2 separate regions of the Mus musculus genome follow, and region 1 is linked to region 2. A link is a loop called in an ENCODE intact Hi-C map of the cell type or tissue named here. Cell type or tissue: left cerebral cortex. All regions are shown on one strand. Links, peaks and the distances in the headings refer to the core of each region. The heading gives the core; the rest is flanking DNA.

What was found. A loop is a pair of places that touch in the nucleus more often than their neighbours do. Peaks named below come from ENCODE experiments on the same cell type or tissue, not always from the same donor. Only the 100,000 strongest peaks of a DNase experiment are listed, where the experiment ranks them.
Region 1: it touches region 2 in a loop (7-fold over the local background); 15 of 42 quality-filtered maps call a loop at or near these places.

Annotation. Positions count from the first base shown.
Region 1 is chr12:3,303,757-3,306,670 of GRCm38, forward strand. All of the region lies in intron 1 of Rab10 (RAB10, member RAS oncogene family), which reads right to left. Among named protein-coding and RNA genes, the nearest start is that of Rab10, 4.8 kb to the right of the region's middle. In left cerebral cortex, for the core only: a CTCF peak has its summit at 1,714 (motif pointing left); no DNase peak of the experiment used is centred there.
Region 2 is chr12:3,248,426-3,251,339 of GRCm38, forward strand. It overlaps Rab10 (RAB10, member RAS oncogene family), which reads right to left. Exons shown (of 6, transcript NM_016676.5): 6 at 1-1,445. The coding sequence ends at 1,362. Rab10os (RAB10, member RAS oncogene family, opposite strand) reads left to right here. Exons shown (of 7, transcript NR_015551.1): 7 at 1,442-1,949. Among named protein-coding and RNA genes, the nearest start is that of Rab10os, 14 kb to the left of the region's middle. In left cerebral cortex, for the core only: no CTCF peak of the experiment used is centred there; a DNase peak (open chromatin) is centred at 1,464; H3K27ac peaks cover 216 bases.

The DNA of each region.
Region 1 (2,914 bases), core at 285-2,784, 55 kb after region 2:
AGTGATTCTCTTGTCTTTGTCCTGAGTGATGGCATTACAAGGTTGTGCCGCCATGTCCAGCTTATCCCTGGCCAGCCTGGATTCTTCCTTGTAGATCAAGATAGCCTTACACTTATATCCTCTGCCTTCTGAGTACTGGGATTACAGGTATGTGCCACAACATCTAGTTAAATCAACTGATTCTTAGGGAAAAGTAATTTACACTTATTGATTGATTTGACTCTAGTCTGTGTATGTATGTGTGTGTATGTATGTATGTATGTATGTACATACACACTCTCAAGTGTCACAGCATACATGCAGATATCAGAGAGCAACTTGGAGTTGTTGATCTCTCCTACCAAGTGGGTCCCAAGGAAAAGCTCAGGTCATCAGGCTTGGCACAAGTGGCCTGAACTGCTGAGCCACTGTGCTGGCCTAATCAACAGTCTTTAATGGAGGTTAGTAGAAGCTCGGCTAATGCACTCAGATAATAAAAAGATACTACACTTCTCTCAGAGGCAAGTCTTTATCAATTTAACTTTCTTACATTGAGGCCAGGGACTACATTATTCAGTGAAGACACTAACCTTAAAAATGGAAGAAATCTAGGTGTGGAGGGAGGGTTAAGGACCAAATGACAGACATCTAGTGAAAACAATACATTAAGAATGTGTGCTTTGGGGCTGAGAGATAGCTCAGAAGTTAAGAGCACTGACTGCTCTTCTGAAGGTCCTGAGTTCAAATTCCAGCAACCACATGGTGGCTCACAACCACCCATAATGAGATCTGATGCCCTCTTCTGGTGCGTCTGAAGTCAACTACAGTGTACTTAAGTATAGTAATAATAAATCTTTGGGCTGGAGCAAGCAGGGACTGAGCGAGCAGAGTTGACTGGAACGAGCAGTCCTAAAAATTCAATTCCCAACAACCACACGAAAGCTCACAACCATCTGTACAGTTACAGTGTACTCACATATATAAAATAAATAAATCTTTTTTTAAAAAAAAAGAAGAAGAATGTGTGCTTTGGCTAGGGGTAGTAGCTATTGCCTTTTATCCCAGCACTCCAGAGGCAGAGGCAGACAAATTTTTACAATTTGAGGCAAGCCTAGTCTACAGACTGAGTTCCAGGACACCAGTACTACCAGAGAAACCCTGTTCTCAAAAAACCAAACAGGCTGGAGAGATGGCTCAGCAGTTAAGAGTACTTGCAGAGGACCTGGATTTAGTTCCCAGCACCCACATAGTGGCTCCTGTCTACAACCCCAGTTCTGGAAGATCTACCACCTCTGGCTTCAAAGGACACTAGGCACAAAGTCTACATACAAACGTGGAGACAAAACACTCAAACACATAAAATAAATAATATTAAGCTAACACACACACACACACACACACAAAACACATGGACACGTGTGCTTTGCCAGGTGGTGATGGCTCATACATTTAATCCCAGCACTTGGGAGGCAGAGGCAGGTGGATCCCTGAGTTTGAAACCAACCTGGTCTACAAAGCAAGTTCCAGAACAGCTAAGGACAGAGAAACACTGTTTCAAAAAAACAAAAATGGGGGGAAAAAATGTACTTTAAGAACAAATTCTTGGGCTAGTATGATGGCTCAGGCATTAAAAGCACAGACTGCTCTTCCAGAGGTCCTGAGTTCAATTACCAGCAACCACATGGTAGCTCACGACCATCTATAAAGAGATATGATGCCCTCTTCTGGTATGTCTGAAGACAGCTACAATGCACTCATATACATAAAATAAATTAATAAATCTTAACAGAGGAAAAAAGAAGAAAAAGAAGAACAACAACAAATTCTTGTAATTATCCTATCATTGAGTAATACTTTCCAGAGTGCATACTGCCAAGAAAATTACGGTCAAATCAACCACTGAAATTTGTGTACATCTAAAACCAGTAATTACTTACTTTCTTAATTACTTTCCAAACAATCATTAAATTTCTAAGACCAGTTTTGCCCTAGAGTGTCTGATGTAAAACCATAGAACCTGAGTGCAGATTTCCAACAACCAAGTAAAAAGCTAGGCATGGCATAGGGAATCCCAGCACTGGGAAAAATGAGACAGGAGGATCTTGAGGGCTTGCTTGCCAGCAATCAATCAGCAGGCTCAGGGTTCAATGAGCGACCCTATCTCAAAAAGCACAATGGAGAGAACAGAGGCCCACACCTGACCTCATCCTCTGGCCTCCACATGCAACACAAACACACCCCACAAATTTCTCAATTATCAAACAGCTAATACTTACTATTAAGTAAAATCTGATCACAATTTATTTACTTCACAATACTCAGAAAGAAAATTAAAAGTAAAGTAGTAAAATAAGTTAGCCCTGGTCCAGTATGTTCTGTATGAAGAGGGTATCACTGTACTATATCCTATCTCTCCTCCTACCTCTGTTCATTATTCATCACCCACCTCTTCTAGGACTTAGCAACTACAGGGGGGAAAAAAGGCATAGACTCCTGCCTCTGTATTATTATATATTATAATATGTTATATATTACATTATATATATTAAATATTATTCAAATGATCTTAGACTCACTTTTTCGATGTTGTTAGCAGTCTTGCTATTTGACCCTGTGATCCTCCTGCCTTAGCCACTCAAGTTTTGGAATTAGAACCACCGCCAGCTGTGACTTTAGATTCACTTTGCAGATTTTGAATTGTTAGCCTCATAAACTTAAATATGAAACATACCAATAATTTATTTTTGCAACAGTATGCAATAGATGGGATCACAAAAACTTACATGATTTCTAATATGGATATGTAAGAATTGAAGGTATACAGAAAAACAAGAACAGTCATCCTGGTGAGCACTGTAAGAATCATAAATCTAAAAAGCCTTCCTTCAGAGCTATCCAGTAAGAAGCAAAACCCACCCGGCCTGGAATCCTTGCA
Region 2 (2,914 bases), core at 245-2,744:
CTTTTTCTTTTTTAAAATATTCATGGTATCAGAAGTTTTCTGAGAGGATGTAAAGATAGGACTTGAAATTAATAATATTATAATGCATTTCTAAATCTTACAGTAAAGACAACTTAATACCAAATGTGTTCTTCAAAGGCCAAATCTCAATACATTTGACAAACGCTACTAAGACCCACTCCTTCTTGCTCTTTTTTAAAACCAGTCTTTCCTGGGCTGCCGAACTGCCAGAGGAGCTGGCATAATGGAGACTAGTCAAATCCAGGTTAGGAGGTTTACTCTAGGAAAGTGAATAGGATATATACCTAATTAGAAAGACAAGCCACAACACCCTCCAAACACTAGTGCATGCAATTAACTCTTCCATTTCATAAACTCCATGGATAGACAGGAAGGGGTGGGGGACAGAAGGCCAACAGCGGGGCAGGTTTGGGGAGAGAGTAAATGAGGGGCTGACCCGAATTAACTGACAGTTAATAGGCAGTTAGAATTTATCTTTCTGTTTACTTAGCAAGGTAAAATCAGTGCTGTATGTTAAACTTGACAAACCTTTCATCTTTAAATAACTCACACCAGGAGTAGTAGGGGCAAACAAAGCAGCATGCAGAAAGATGAGACGCAGGGACAGGGTGGCCCAAGGACCTGGTGGCAGGAATCAGTTTAAATATCAAGGCCACTGGGAATGAGAATGGAAATCAAATATCACTTCTGCATTACCCTTTGTCCTCAGTTAACTATCGTGAAAGATACAGCCAAGCAAACCACAAGCATCTGAAGGAGTTTATGCTGGGATGAAATGTCTCCTGCTCATGCTTCCACCAAAACAAAAAAAGAAAACCAAAGACGTTCCTTTCCACATAAGGCACAGGACAAATTAACCCACATACAGTTCAAGGCGAAAATGAGTGTTTTCCTGGCTTTTGTTTCTTTGCTATCACGTCTATAGATTATAGGGATCAAGCACATTATTCATGACAGAAAATCCCACTGTTGTACAAAATAAAATTGTTAATTCTAACTTTTATTCTTATACAATTTGCAGAATAGTTGAAATGATTGCTCTAGTTTAATGTTGATAAGAACTGGACTATAATACAACTGAAGTGCAGGGCTGAGTGAGCAAGTAAATCTCAAAATGAACTCACAGACATGATTTCTCTATACATTTTTGTTTGTTTGTTTGAAGAAAATTATAATAGTCCGCAAGCAGTCACAGATGAAAGAACAAATAAAATAGGTGGATTGAATAGTTAAGATGAGAAACAAAAATATCTGTTTAGAGTTAAAAATGGACAGAGTGTTTTATTTTGCAGCAAGAAGAGAACCGGATGGTGGATGGCAGCAGATGGACAGGAGAGCACTCAGCAGCACTTGCTCTTCCAGCCCGTCACGCCTCCTCCACTGCTGATATCTACGTTTTCACTGTTGGGTTCTTTTACAGGGGTCTGCAACAACACAAGGAAGCAAGCAACCCGTGAGAAAGCACTGGCATGGATGAAAACAGACTCACTGGAAAGATGCAAAGCAATGTCAGGTTACACAACAAAAGGCAATTACAGTCATATGAGGGAGTGTTCGAAAAGTTGTAATTTGAAAACTGTTTTTGGTTGTCCTTTAGTTGGCCTCCTCTGTAAATTGTGACAGACATCTCCTGACAACACTTAAAGCATCTCAAACCATCCTTGCCCTGATCTATGAGTTCTCAGAACAGAAGGACTACTGAGCCAGGCGTGGTAGCACATGCCTGTGATCCTACAACTCAGAAGACAGAAGAGGAATTCTAGGTCAGCCTGGGCTAGACAGACAGCAAGACTCTTGTTTTGTTTTGAAAGGCTGGTGAGGTAGTTCAGCGGGTTAACTGCCTGGTCTAAGCCCAGTGACGTGAGTTTGTGTGCTGTGGAGCTTCTGCAAACCCTGCCCCTGCCAAATAAAAACTCGTAATTTATAACTCACAAAAAGCCTGTTAGGCCATGTCTTATATTAGAGACCCCAAGGGCCTTGCTCTGCTCAGATATTTGCCTTTTCAGACTGGTCTTTATCACTGTACCAAATCTTTAGAAAGAGCAATCTCAACCACGTGTAGGTGGAAGGGGAGGGGACAAAAATGAGTTACCTAATTCCTGTGGGCAAGAGACCTAGGACACACCAAAATATGAATTGTTTGATGCTCAGGTGGGGGGAATTTCTCCTCTGTATCACTCTACACTTGTCCAACATTATTCTGAACATGAATCTTAGAATATCACAAATAGAACTGAAAGGGTCATGGACAAAACTTAAAAGGCCTTTGGTAGAACAAGGGAAAATAGAACAATGCTCTGAAAACCCACAAAGCCCTCAGAAAGCCTGGTAAACCTGAAGTGAGACTCCTGTTTGGCCTATTCTGGCTGCCTCAAGATAGACCTGTCCCTGTAAATGTTAGGGAACGGGGGCAGTCTACACTAACAGGATGAGGTCCCAAATACCTGTGAGCTTGCCTGATAAAAGCCTTTGCTCTTTAGACAGCTTTTAAGGAAAATACACAAAAAGTAAAGAGCAGCTCAAACAGGGCCCATGCCGAGAAAACACAACAGGAATTCACTTTCTCTAGGAACTTCTAGCTCTGTCTTTCTCTAACTTAACTGAAATCAGCTCAGCTAGAAAAGGGGCACTAACCCAACAGAAAAGGAAACCAGGGATTCTTTAGATTTGTGAAGATTATTATTATTTTATTATTTTGAGACAGGGTCTATGTATGTAGATTTGAGTGACCTGGAACTCACTATATAGACCAAGTTGGCCTTTCACAGAGATCCATATGCCTCTGTCTCCCAGGATTAAAAGTGTACACCACTATACTCAGCAGTTTTTTGATTTTTAAGGAAAGGATCCCACAGTGGTACACAGGCTAACCTTGATCTCAGTATGCAGTTCT